2 separate regions of the Mus musculus genome follow, and region 1 is linked to region 2. Evidence: chromatin loops called from intact Hi-C (ENCODE). Cell type or tissue: heart. All regions are shown on one strand. Links, peaks and the distances in the headings refer to the core of each region. The heading gives the core; the rest is flanking DNA.

Region 1 (6,783 bases), core at 2,724-5,223, 54 kb before region 2:
AGCGTTATGTGCTGGGAACTAAAGCTGGATCTGGGTGGGCAGCATCTGTTTTCCAAGAGTTTCTCAGTTTCCTGGCTGTACTGGAACCGGCTCAGTAGACCAGGCTGGCCTTGAACTCAAATCCACCTGTTTCTCTGCCTCCTTAGTGCTGGGATTAAAGCGTGTGCTATCTTCATAGCATGGCAGACACTCTTAACTTCCGAGTCAGTTCTTCAGTCCTGAACTGTCTGTTTCAGTAACAGCTCCAGGGGCTGGAGAGATGGCTCAGTGGTTAAGAGCCATTGCAGAGGACCTGGGTCCAGTTCCCAACACCATCTCTGGTAGTTCACAGCTGTCTGTAGCTCCAGCTCTAGGGGGATCTAACAGTCTCTCTGGACTCTGAGGGCATCTGTATATCTGCACTCTCATGTACATACCCCAACAAACACACACCTATAATTAAAAATAAAGAGAGGTTGCTTGGCAGCTAAGAGTACTTTAGGAGGATCATGGTTCAGTTCTCAGCACTCACATGGAACTCTAGTTCCAAGGGATCTGACTCTCTTCTCACCTCTGCAGGCCCACACATACACATAGGCACACACATATACACACAGGCACACACACATACACACAGGCACACACACACATACAAGCCAACAAAACACTTATACATACAGCATGAATACAAAAAATAAATCTTTTAAAACTTTCTAGGTCACCCTCGACCACAAAGGGAATTTCAGGCCAATATGGGATATACGAAGCCACGGTTTTATCTTTTTTTTTTTTTTTTTTTGGTTTTTCGAGACAGGGTTTCTCTTTATAGCCCTGGCTGTTCTGGAACTCACTTTGTAGACCAGGCTGGCCTCGAACTCAGAAATCCACCTGCCTCTGCCTCCCGAGTGCTGGGATTAAAGGCGTGCGCCACCACGCCCGGCCTTTTTTCTATCTTTTTTTTTTTTTTTTTAAGCCACGGTTTTAAAAGAAACAAGCAAAGATGGTCACCAGAACACTTGCCAGGTCCTTGATCCTTCAACACCACCATTGGTATTTCTTTTTTTAAAATTATCCTTATTTCAATTTATGTGAATATGTGTGCATTTTGTGCGAATGGGTGCCATGTATGTTGAGATTTTCCTGGAGGAGAGAAGTGGACAATGGCTCTCCTGGACATAAGCAGTTGTGAGCCTCCCATGTAGATGCCCGGAACTGAACTCGGGTCATTTGCAAGAATAGCAAGCACTCCTTACCCTAAACCATCCCTCCAGCCACCCCTAGTATGTTTACACTATTGTTTATATCCCTAGAGCAGGAAATACAACTTCATAGCACCTCGGTCTAGCAGCTCCCTGAACACAGAATGGTTTTGGTGCCTATAAAAACTGACATCTGGATACCAGAGTGGAGTCTGTGGGCCGGTGAGCAACATTTTGCGTTCTCACCACCAGGGGGCAGTAGGGCCCTGGCCTCCAAGCCCGGGTCCGCAGTCAGTCCAGAACAAGGAGACCAGAGCGCGTTTTGAATTCCAACATTCCGGCGGGATCCTTGGGTGGCTTTTCCAAACGTTCTTCACCTGCCAGCCTCCGCCCACCCAGACTAAGGAGGACCCAGTAGAAAATAGCTTGCACTGAAGCCCAGGTAAAGGGAGGAGGAGTTTATTTTATGTTTCACTCATAGGTTTTGCAGGGTTTCCAAGGAAGACTAGAGAATTTTATGGAGAAAGGTGGTTAATTCCATAGTCAGTATCAAAGATGGGCTGGATTTCAAGTTGCCATTAAAGAAAGCTAGCCCTTCCCTCTCTAGGCCTTCTGCTGATCTGGAGAGTAACCCTACCCTGGTTCTCCAAAGGGTATGTTACTTCTGTCCGCAGGTCCCAACCTTCATAGACCTCAGGGTCTGCGCTCCTAGAAGGAAAAGGGGAAGAGAAAGAACACCCTCAGGGAGAAGTTTGGCCTCTAGGCCTCCACCTCCTCTTCACTCTCTGGATCGCGTCTAGGACTTTTGAGTTTGGGTTAGAGTGGCGCTCCAGGGGACCAAGAGGCACCTTCTCCCTCCACCCCAGTGCCCAGGTGCTGCAGGGAGGGCTGGGAGACCGACAAGCATCGGAAAGGGAGTCTCCCACCTTCTCAGAGGCCCGTCTCCGCGGAGGCCAGATCACCGACAATTTTCCATCTCCCCTGCTCGCTGTGGGGGAAGGAACACTCAGCCGCGACTGCCCCTCCTCTTGCCAGCTGGAGGATGGCCGCACCCCTTATATACATACAGGTGTGCACCCCTCTTCCCCATGAAGGCCTCCACCCAGTTCTGAGGACCCAGGAACAGGAATGAGGCAAACTCAATGTAGAGAGGCACCCGAGTACTACAGAGGACCCGAGAACGCCAGAAGTCAAGGTTCCAAGGTCTGATGGATGTGGGGATCCTCACTCCAGGAGTGGGAGTGAAGAAAAGAAGGTGAACCCCCAGGAGAATAGTTAAGGGTCTGCAAGCCTACAGATGAATGATCACTGGAGGTGGAGACAGCTGGAGCTCTAGGGCCCAGGGGGACCGCTTACGGGTGAGGCTCGGCGCTGGCTCCTGGACCTCGGCGTCGCCGTAGATGCTGCGCCGCTGCAACTGCAGCTCCCGCTCGCGCTCGCGCACTCGTCGCACCTCCTGCTCCAGCAGTGACGGGGCAACGAGCGGTGGCAACTGCCCCAGTACCGGACAGCCGTCCTGAACGGCGGGGTGCAGCCGGCCTCCGGTCTCTGGCTGCCTCTGCAAGCCAGCGCCGTCCTCCGCCGCAGCCTCAAAGAAGCGCTTGAGTTCGTCCAGCGGCTGCGGCCGCCGCCGGGCGCTAGGCTCCGGAACCGCGGGGCTCGCCAGCGCCGCCTGCCTGTGAGCCTCGCGTTCGATGTCCCGTTGCATCTTCGCGCCCGCCCGAGCGCGCTCCAGGGCGCGCGGCAGCGGAGTACCGGAGCCGGGCCGACTGAGCACCGGCCGCACGCGCAACTCAATGAGTTCCTCGCCCGCGCGACCGGGACTCAGACCCCGGCTCCGGCGCAGGCTTTCCTCCCGCTCGCAGCTGCGGCGGATTTCGCGCTGGATGGGCGTCTCCATCTGCAATTCCGCCGGCGCCGGTTTGGATGCCGCGGGCTTCGGTAGAAAACACACCTGGAGGCCTCTGAGCCGAGACAGGGGCACAACTGCCCCAGTACCTCCGTTATACTAGTGCCAGGCGGCCCAGCTGTGGACCGCCCGGGCGCTCGGTCCGGTGCTCAACTGGCACCTGCGGGACCTGGCTCTCTGGCTCCAGAGTCTGCAAGTGCTCCTCTCCAGAGGTTTCCAGGACCTCACTGCCTCCCCCAGCAGCCCTCGGTGCCCTGGCTCTGCGGCTCCCGGAACACGTAGCCTTCAGGCGACCCCAGGACTCCACTCTCGGACACCCGAGGACATGGATGTTTGGAGTTAGGCGCCCTTTGAAAATTTTAGTTCTCAGAGCCGAATTGAGATGCCCAAATAGGTAGGACACGGTGCCCTGTGCAGTACCTGTAGTTACAGCCGCCGCCCGAGGTTCATAGGCGTCGCCAGCACTCTTCTTTGACCCGCCTCTGGCCTCCAGGAACATCCCCTGGGGGCAGGACTGGGCACCGCCCCCGTCACCTGCCAGCTGGATTCGAGTGGCCCTGGACCCGCCCTATGGGCCAGGGCGCCTCCACTGCTCTCCGGATTCCCGCCACCTGAACACACGGGTTGACTGAAGGGGTGGCTTCTTCGGAAAGGGCTTCCCTGAACTCACTACCCAGGGGGTATGTGTCGCCCTTTCCCTCTGGTACCACGCTGGCATTCTGGGGTCTTTTTTTTTTTTTTTTTTTTTTTTCATCACTTTCCGGAGACCTGACCTCTAGCGGAGCGCCGCGCTGATCGCTGAACCACGGCCTCCTTACAGAGTGTTTCCCCGGTCGTCTTTCGCTGACCTCACTAGTCTAGGTCAGCAAGTGCCAGCCTGCGGCCAGCGACACCACTCTCCTTCCCCCCGCCCCCTATCCCGTGATCTCCGGGCCTTCTCTGCACACTGATCGCTGAGGCAACACAGCTCGAGTCCAGCCCGAGGGTCGCCCGGGGCCGCCGCACTGGGTGCTGCTGCTACCCGGGGCTGCTCAGCTCTGTCTGGTTTGCAGCGGCGCTGCCGCCACTCAAAACCCTGGGGCAGATTCCCCACCCCCACCTTCCAGAAAAGCCCGCAAGGCATTGGCAGCCAAGTGTCCAGCTAGAATGAGCGGTGTTTGAGGGCACAGACATTACAGGACTTCCGGGCCTCAGCCGAGCAATTGTGGCTGGAAGGCGGTCAGCTTGGACCAGTTTGCCCAGGAGGCCCAAGATGGGGCAGAGGAGCCACCGGGTTAGCGGGAGGCAGTAGCGACCTTTGTCTGGTGCCCGATCTGTGTTTCGGGACAGGGTCGATGACCCAGAGTGAGGGCTAACCACTCGTAGAGACATTTCCACTCGCCCTTGTGGAACCCGGCTTTCACAAAAACCGGCCCACCCTGTGTTCTATAGTAACCTAGAAGAAAGAATTGCCTAAAGAAAATGGAAAGATTAAATGGGATTAAGAGAGTGGTGGCACACTCCTTTAATCCCAGCACTCAGGAGGCAGAGGTAGAGGTGTCTCAGGCCAGCCCCTATTCTCCGTAATGAGTTCCAGGACACCTGCATTTCCAGATCTTGCTTCACCAAAAAAGTAAATGGAAATAGAGGGCTACACAATCCCAACTACTTGGTCACCCTTTTCAGTCTGTCCTCTCTTACAACCAGCCTCAAACGGTGCCTCCTCTTGGGTTGGAAAGATGGCTCATCAGTTAAGAGCACGGGCTGCTCTTCCAGATGACCAGGATGGTTCACACTATCTGTAACTCTAACCTTATGGGACCTGACCTCCTCCCAAACCCAGGCACTGTCCCAACATGGTGCACAGATACATGTGCAGGCACATGGCTGATACACATAAAATAAAAACAAATAAATCTTTAAACAAGAGTAAGTTTAAGGCCTGGGATGATGGCTTGGTTTTAAAGTGCCCATGTACAGGACTGGGGACAGACAGGAGGACAGGAGGATCCATGGAACCCCCTGGCACCTGGTCTGGCCTCATAGATGAGCTCCAGGCTCAGCCAAGTCTCAAAAACTAAGGTGGAAGCCGGGCAGTGGTGACATATACCTTTAATCTCAGCACTTGGGAGGCAGAAGCCAGTGGATCTCTGAGTTTTGGGTTTTTTTTTTTTTTAAGATTTATTTATTTATTTATTATATGTAAGTACACTGTAACTGTCTTCAGACAGACCAGAAGAGGGCGTCAGATCTCATTATGGATGGTTGTGAGCCACCATGTGGTTGTCGGGATTTGAACTCAGGACCTTCAGAAAAGCAATCAGTGCTCTTAACGGCTGAGCCATCTCTCCAGCCCGATCTCTGAGTTTGAGGCCAGCCTGATCTACAGAGTGGATTCCAGGACAGCCAGGGCTACACAGAGAAACCCCATAAAACCAAAAAATAAACAAAAGACCTGAGGTGGAAAGTGATAAAGGAAGACTCTTGACATTGACCTTTGTCTTTACCTAGTCAGGGACACACACACATACACATACATAAACACTCATACACATACATACACACTCATACATATACATACACACTTTTACACACATACATACATACACACTTATACACATACATGCACACGTACACATACATACACATACATAAACACTTATACACATATATACACATACATACACACTCATACACATACATACACACTCATACACATACATATACACTCATACACACATACATACATACACACATACACATAATACACACACATACATACACAAATACAAACACACTTATACACATATATACACATACACATACATACATACTCATACACATACATACACACACATACACATACATACACATGTACACATACATGCACACATACACACGTACACATACATACACACACATACACATACACACTCATACACATACACATACATACACACATACACATACATACACACACATACACATACACACACACACTCATATACATACACACTCATACACATACATACACATGTACACATACATACACACATACACACATACACACACATACACATACATACACACTCATACACATACATACACACACTCATACACACTCATACACATACATACACACTCATACACATACATACACACTTATACACATACATACACACACACACACATACACATACATGCTAAGGACCAGCCTTGGAGAGGAACCCCCTTGGAGAGGGGTTCTGAGGAAGGGGTGTTTGGGAGCGGCAAACACACACACGTGCGAGCACACACACACACGCACACGCACACGCACTGAGGACGTGACTCAGCAGAGGGCTTCTCTAGCATGCGCAAAGCCCAGGGGTCTGTCCCAGCACTGCTATGGTGGTGCATCCATGCCTGTGATCCCAACACTTGGGGTAGAAGCAGGAGAGCCAGAAACTTATCTTTGACTATGCAGTAAGTTTGAGGCCAGCCTGGGAAGCTGCTTTAACAAATACTTTGTGTCTATGAGGCATGGTGTACTTTATCACTTCACCTCATGGCTGTGGTCTCTCAGTCCAGGCCCTTGATGCCCAAGCAAATGACCCTGCTCCATCAGTACCTATGACTCTCCCTCTCTCCCTCCCTCCCTCCCTCCCTCCCTCCCTCCCTCCCTCGGGCAGACTTGGTCCTCCCTGCCCTTTCCCATCTGGCTTCATCTGACTTGGG
Region 2 (6,783 bases), core at 2,498-4,997:
GAAGAGCAACCCACTAGGAGCCAAAGTGGTTTAACTAATTCACCACTGCACACAGCTTCTGATGGCTGCTTATATAAAGGATGTAGAAGAAGGAAGCTCTCATTCTTCACCTGCTTGCTCTTGTTCACTGTCAAATCCATTCCTTCACTGGCATTAGAGCCTACTTCTTCAGGAATCTAATGTTTACTGAAGACCAACTGAGACCAACAACTACTGGATTCTTAGACCTTTTTTGTTTTGTTTTGTTTTGTCTTGTTTTTTGAGAGTGTTTCTCTGTATAGCCCTGGCTGTCCTGGAACTCACTTTGTAGACCAGGCTGTCCTCGAACTCAGAAATCTGCCTGCCTCTGCCTCCCGAGTGCTGGGATTAAAAAAGGTGTGTGCCACCATACCTGGCCTCTTAGACCTTTCATTGGCTGACAAACATTGTTGGTCTAGTTGGACCACAGCCTGTAAGGCATTCTAAGAAATCCCATTATATATATATATATTCTCTAGATAACCCAAATATAGACAGGGTCTCACTATCCTGGAACTCCTCATGTAGATCAGGCTGGCCTTGAATTGAAAATATAAGAGATCTGCCTGTCTCTCTGCTTCTTGAGTGCTGGGATTAAAGGTATGTACCACCATGTCAGGCTAGAACACTTTATTGATTAATCTCTCTTTTAACATCCATCCTGTGCTTTAAAAAAACTTTCTTCCAAGATGCAAGGTTGTAATCTGCTACCCAACAGCGTTCAGGCGCAGGAGTATGTGTGTGTTCAAATGGAGGGCAGAGGGCACCACTGGCTGTCAGTCCCCACGCATGCTTCTCAGTGGCATGGAGCTCAATGACTCGGTGAGCTGGCCATCAAGCCTTAAGAACCCTCCGCTCTTCACTTTTCCGGGACTGACATCACATTCAGATCCGCTTATTCACAAGGCAAGGGATTTATCCACTGAGACTTCCCTCACATCCCTTTTTTTCATGTTGGAGATAAATCCAGGCCTTGAGCATGCCAGGCAAGCTCTCTACCACCGAGTCAAGCTCCAGACCAATGCCTTCTTGTCACTCTCTAATTTGTGTCCCCACCCCCTCCACTTCCTGTGAACTGGTGCACCAGCTGTGTGGGCGAGAGGCTCGAACCAGGCCCATGTTCTGGCCGGGTGTGTCACCAGAAAACCACTATGAACTTCCTTTTTCAGTTGAAGAAATTCTTTCTGGCCTCGATTCTGCCTGTTTCAGAGTTCAGGGTCTTCTGGGAGCTGGGGAATGATGGGAAGTACAACCAAGTCTTCTAGGTCCCTTCGCACAAGCATTCTTCCTGTAATCTGGAAACTCAAGTCTTCACAGAAGTGGCAGTGGGGTACGAGTGAAGCTCCCCTGCCAGCTGAGGTGTGCTTCTGTGCCCTCTGGCCTGGATGTCTTTCAGTGCTTGTGGGTTCTTGGGACTGGGAACAGCTGTGTTTCCTTCTGCTGAAGCTCACACTTGTGACATGGGAAGCCTGACCAGGGACACAGCTGGGTGCTGCATCTCCAGGTGCAGGTGGGGCAACCCTATTCCTTGGAGCCACCATGTATGTGTTCACCTGTCACCAGGGAGAATGCTTTAGTTGCTTGGGATGTTGCATCTCTGTAGAATTGCCCGGTAACCAGGTGCATCCACCAGATGTGGGCATCCTCTTTTATTTTTGCAATTCCCTGTCTCATCTTGTTTTGTGGTATGGAGATGGAACTTCTGGTCTCAATTATGCCTTCTACATGTCCAACCCCTCAGTGGGGTATTCTGAGACTATCCTACAGCTGGGCCACAGATAGAGCCTGTATGGTAGACTTCAGGCAGGTGTTCTGTTGGTGAGCTACATATGTTCTCACTTTTTTTTTAAACTTTTAAAAGCATGTTAAGAACAATTACATTTTTTTTTACGTGTACTGGTATTTTGCCTGCATGTATATCTGTGCAACATGTCTGTGTCTGGTGTCCTCAGAAGCCAGAAGAGGGTGTCAGATTCCCTGAAACTGGAGTTACAGGTGGTTGTGAGCCCAAATTGCCTTGTAGATTCTGGAAACTAGTGATCTTAACTATTTGAGATTATTCTCGACCCCTTCCTCTTACTTTTATGTTAACAACAGCTCTCACATAGGCTGGCCTCAAATGTTCCATCTTCCTGCCTTGGACTGCAGAGTGGTCCAGGCCTTCCTTCTACTAGGTTTTGTGGTGCATGCCCCACGCCCCACATTTTGAGGGGCTCTCCTCAGAAAATAATGGTCACAGAAGCCTCTTTCTCCCTTCTCTCTTTTCCAGTTAGAGCAACTACAGGGCCTGTCTAAAGCATGACTCTGTTTATTGAGGTTCTGACATTATAGGTAAGACAAAGGTAGACACTTGTCTGTTTCTACATGTATAATTCTGGACTTTGCATATGAGAAGTATGGGGATTGGGCTCAGAAAGGTGGAGTCACTTTGTCCATATAACACAGCAGAGCTGGAATGAAGGCTCCAAGCTTTGAGCCTTTCTCCATCCCCAACTCTATAGGTTTTGGGGTGGCAAAACTTAAGGTGTGGTGGTACACCCCTGTAATCTCTAGTGCTAGGAGGTGGTCACCATCAACTTCAGAGGTGGTTTGGAGCCAGCCCTGCCTCTAAAACTTTGTCTCAAAAAAACCCAAAAAACAAAACCAAAAAAAAAAAAAACCCAAAAAACAAAAAACATCGTTTTGAGCTGGGACTTGCTCTATAGCTCAGTTCTAAGCAATCTATCTGCCTCAGCCTGCAAAGCAGCTGTGTCTACATGGCCACTCTACCCATCTTGGACATTTTTGTACATTTTTTAAGTAGACAATAGGCTATTAATCAATTGGTAAAGCGAAAGTGGTTACTATAAAGGAACTAATTAACATATTCATCATCTCTCTCACAGTTATTTATATTCCCTAGTGGAAAAAGCAGTTAGAATCTCATTTAGAAAAGAATCCTGACTCAATAAACAAAAATATTTGAACACAGAGCCACTTTCCCCTAACCTAGGTGCCAGCAGAATGACTGCATTTGTTTGACATTTGGTTCTCCGTGCGTCTTCTTTTTCCCATTAATTGATATTTTAAAAAACTGCTTTAGAATATTATCTTGATGATTAATTTCTGAGCTCGAAGCACTCACTCCCTTCGGAGCTATTTCTGTTTCACCTTCTCCGGCTGCAACTGACCTATCTCTTGGGGAAACTGAGGCCCGGAGCGGCGGGGAGCACTGGGGATAAACGCCGCTGACCTTTGCTTATCGTCTTCTCATTAAATGTCTGCTGGCCAGAGACCTTTTCACTGCCTGAGTGGCCGAGATAGCGGCGCGGCCAGGCTGTGACCTTTCCGGGGCTCCGACTAGAATCGTACCAGCCGATTTCTCTCAACCCTCTTGGACCAAGAGAACGCGCCTGTGAAGTCAACGAATTCCGAGTTCGGCCTCCGCCGCTGACGTCACAGAAGGGCAGCACAGAGTCGCTGCGTTCCTTGGGGGACATGAGCGCCAGAGGCAAGAGAGTGGCCCAGCAAGGAGGAAGTCTTGAGGTTTTCATCGGTACGTAGGACCGAACTACAACTCCCGACGCCCCGTGGACCTGTGCAAGAGAGCGCGACAAACTTTTGGACGAGATTGATCTCTCGTTAGTCCAACCAGAGAGCCGACTTTGGAGCGGCATCCCACCCCCTTGTAATTCTCAGGGCTGCTTCCTCGCGCGAGTGACGGGCTTCGCTTGCCTTTTAGGGTTTAGCTTTCTCTGACGGACGTCCGAACTGAGGAATCGGAGCTCGGTGAAGTCGAGAGGGTACTGAAAAGCGTGGATGGTAGCCAATAGCATGCTGGAAGCGCCCAGCGCCGTCCAATCGCTGCCCTGGAGGTCCGCCCTGGCGTGTGACGTAGTAGGGTGGGTAGCAACAGTTGCCCCGGTGAGGGAAACGGAGGCGCCATAGCCACGGTAGTCGTGGCGACCAAGCAACCCAGCAACGCCAGTCAACAACAACAACTGCGGCCGCCCCCCACCCCCACGCCCCCGGCCCGGCCTGGGGACCCCGGCGCGCTCGGTCCCCTCTGCACAGCGCCCACGCACCTCCTCAAAGCCTTCCGCGGACACAAGTGCGGAGAAGCCGAGGTAACCGGGGCAGCGCCCGGCAAGCTGGGCGCGCCGGGGCGGGCGGCCGGGCCCGCGCAGCGCCTGTCGCTTGAGTACAGTCCTGAGGGAAGGGGCGGGCGGTCAAAATGGCGGCGGCGAGTGTCGGGACTGTGGGGGAGGGGGCCGGGGTTCGGCCGGGGCGACACCACCCGCCCCCGGACCCGCAGCCCGGCCCCCGCGAGGGGCGGGTGCTCGCAGGCCGCGGGCGAGTGGAGGTCGGGCGGCTGGGGCGGGGGGCGCTTTTATGTGTCGGGAGGTGCGGGGAGGCGGGTCTGCGGAGGCTGGACCAATGACAGCGCGCGGAGGCGGGGCGAGACTGGGAGGTGGGCGGGGCCTGGCGTTTCTCCGCCCTCAGAGTCGGGTGCGGCCGCCGACACTGGGACTGTCCGGGTGTTCCGGATGAGGAGCAGCAGCTTGGGGTGCATACCTGCCTGAGAATTAGAACCCGGATGTGCAACTATTCCATCTCGGACCTTTGTTTTTCTTTCTATAAAATGGGAAGAATTGTGGCCATCTCCTTCTGTATAGTTAACTCTAAAATTCCTCCAAAGAATTTCCCTAGGGTTCACCCTTGAATCTTACACCACACCGGTCTACTGTTTATCAATGAGACTTGATAACTTGTTTGTGTTGATTGCAAAGTGACCCTCACTCTTAAACCCCAGAGGATGTGAAGAGATGGCCAAGTTTCAATAAGATTGGCTTTAATTTGGGGGATTTAGTTGTCAGAAGTTGAATCTCCTCCTGGAGAGATGTGATCTTTGGCCAGAGATGTAGAGGATCCCAAATTGTTCTCTGGTGTGCTGTCTCATCCCTAGGTTGGTGCCGGTATCGGGCACTTGTTTCTGGTGATTGGGGGTTTCTCCGTAGCTATTAAGGTGGTCACCTGTGGAAACAGCAAGCCAGTGGAGCTGTCTTAGATTCCTCAAGCCACATCTCTTGGCCAGTCAGTCAGTCAGGCCAGTATCAAGAGGGTCACATGTCATAAGGTGGTACAGGTCCCACGCGCCAGGAGCCGGTATAGCATCAGAGGCAAGGAGAGACATTTGTTAGTGCAGGACCTTCGTGTGTTGTGTGTGTGTGTGTGTGTGTGTGTGTGTGTGTGTGTGTGTGTAGGGGGTGTGTAGGGGGTGTCCCAGAACTCCATCAGCCATGGCAGTTCTTATTGGCTGCATGGGCAGCCAGGTCGTTGCACTTGGCACTGGCATACACTGCAGCCCTCTTAAGGGGGTCGACTTTTCCATTGGAAATTAAGCAAGGAAACAAGGACTCCCAGTTGTAGGGACTTTTCCTACACCCGTCAAAGGGTCTTCAAGTTCAAGGCTATGAGGATTAACTTTGAGGAAGATGCTGGCTGGAGTTAGCTAGGTTGCTTTTTAAAAAAAGCCTTCACCTCCTATCAGGGAAGGCCGACCTTGGAGCAGAAAGTGATGGCATTGATTCTGTGACTGCTTTGGCCTCGTCCTTTCCAGTAATTGTCACAGTTGAAGGGCTCAGAAGGGTCATTTGGCTGGGGAAGATTGGCACTGCCTGAGCTTTTTATAATTCTACCTGTGTGTTCTTGAGTGAATCCAGTCACTGGGGGAGGGGGGGTGTCCATATGCTCTCATCTAGAGACACAAATCGTTTTAACTTCACGTTACTGTGTGTATCTCCCAAAATATGTCACATACTAAACATCAAATACACAGTGGTGTTCAAGTGATGTCAGCTGCCGTTAAGATGACGGTCACTTCCTGTCCAGTCGTCGGAATTAGCTGTTGGTGTTGTTTTATCATTTTGTCAGAGAGAGACGCCTGTTGCTGTGAGCTGACAGGAGGAAGCTCTAGTAAGGAGTTCAGCTCTCTTGTTTTCCGGGAATTGAACCTAAGACGCCCCCAGACTAAGCACAGGCTCTGCTCTGAGCTATTCACCCAGCCCTCAGTATACCTTTTACATGTAAAGCATCTACATTTATTTCCTTATTTCATGTGTCTGTGTCTACATGAGCACACGTGGGTCGCACAGCATTCTTGTGGAGCGGGGGACAGCTAGTGGGGGTCGGCTCTGTCCTTCCAGCATTCAGTCCATGGGTCTGAACGTGTTTACTTAGTAGCAGGTACCTTTTCCATGCTAAGTTACCTTAGTGGCCCCTTTACTTTTTATTTTGAGACATGGCCCTGCTAAGTTGTCCAGGGAGGCCTTAAACTTGTGAGCTTCTTTGGATTCCTAAGTAGCTAGGATGACAGGTCTGTGTCACCAAGCCAGACATAGAGTTGTACTTTCTGTGGAGAAGTGTTGCCCGATCTGCTTGCCCCTGAGTGACCTTTGTTCCTGGGAGTAGCCAGAAAGAAAAGTGCTGTCTGGGAAGAGGTCTTGACTCAGCTGCCAGCTCTGTAGGTCTGAGGCAGAGCTATGGAGAAGGTGGGAAGGGGAATTCTGGAACCAGGACTCACCTTCTTCCTTGACAGCCCTGAACTAGAGAGGGTCTCTTATGTGTGGGTCCTGTTGTGCAGGGATGACAGTGCCCCAGGGTCAGCCAGCACCTGGCTGCAGCCTCCTCTGGAGTCTCAGTCGTCAGAGCATTCCCACTGGGCTTCCTTCCATAGTCGCTAGTACTGTCTTCATTCAGCTGCATACCTATGCCCAGTGCACAGAG

What was found. Hi-C counts contacts between places; a loop is a spot of excess contacts. Peaks named below come from ENCODE experiments on the same cell type or tissue, not always from the same donor. Only the 100,000 strongest peaks of a DNase experiment are listed, where the experiment ranks them.
Region 1: a loop joins it to region 2, with 4 times the contacts of the local background. A loop is called at or near these places in 8 of 42 quality-filtered maps.

Annotation. Positions count from the first base shown.
Region 1 is chr8:84,008,607-84,015,389 of GRCm38, forward strand. Misp3 (MISP family member 3) reads right to left here and starts at 3,114. Exons shown (of 3, transcript NM_001291292.1): 1 at 2,535-3,114; 2 at 2,105-2,166; 3 at 1,622-1,886. The coding sequence starts at 3,078. The coding sequence ends at 1,872. It overlaps Mir1199 (microRNA 1199), which reads right to left and starts at 3,027; the gene lies at 2,909-3,027. In heart, for the core only: a CTCF peak has its summit at 3,769; DNase peaks (open chromatin) are centred at 2,875, 3,597 and 4,085; H3K4me3 peaks cover 1,737 bases; H3K27ac peaks cover 1,571 bases; H3K27me3 peaks cover 2,213 bases.
Region 2 is chr8:84,062,925-84,069,707 of GRCm38, forward strand. It overlaps Rfx1 (regulatory factor X, 1 (influences HLA class II expression)), which reads left to right and starts at 3,912. Exons shown (of 21, transcript NM_009055.4): 1 at 3,912-4,124. In heart, for the core only: no CTCF peak of the experiment used is centred there; DNase peaks (open chromatin) are centred at 3,777 and 4,427; H3K4me3 peaks cover 2,275 bases; H3K27ac peaks cover 2,044 bases.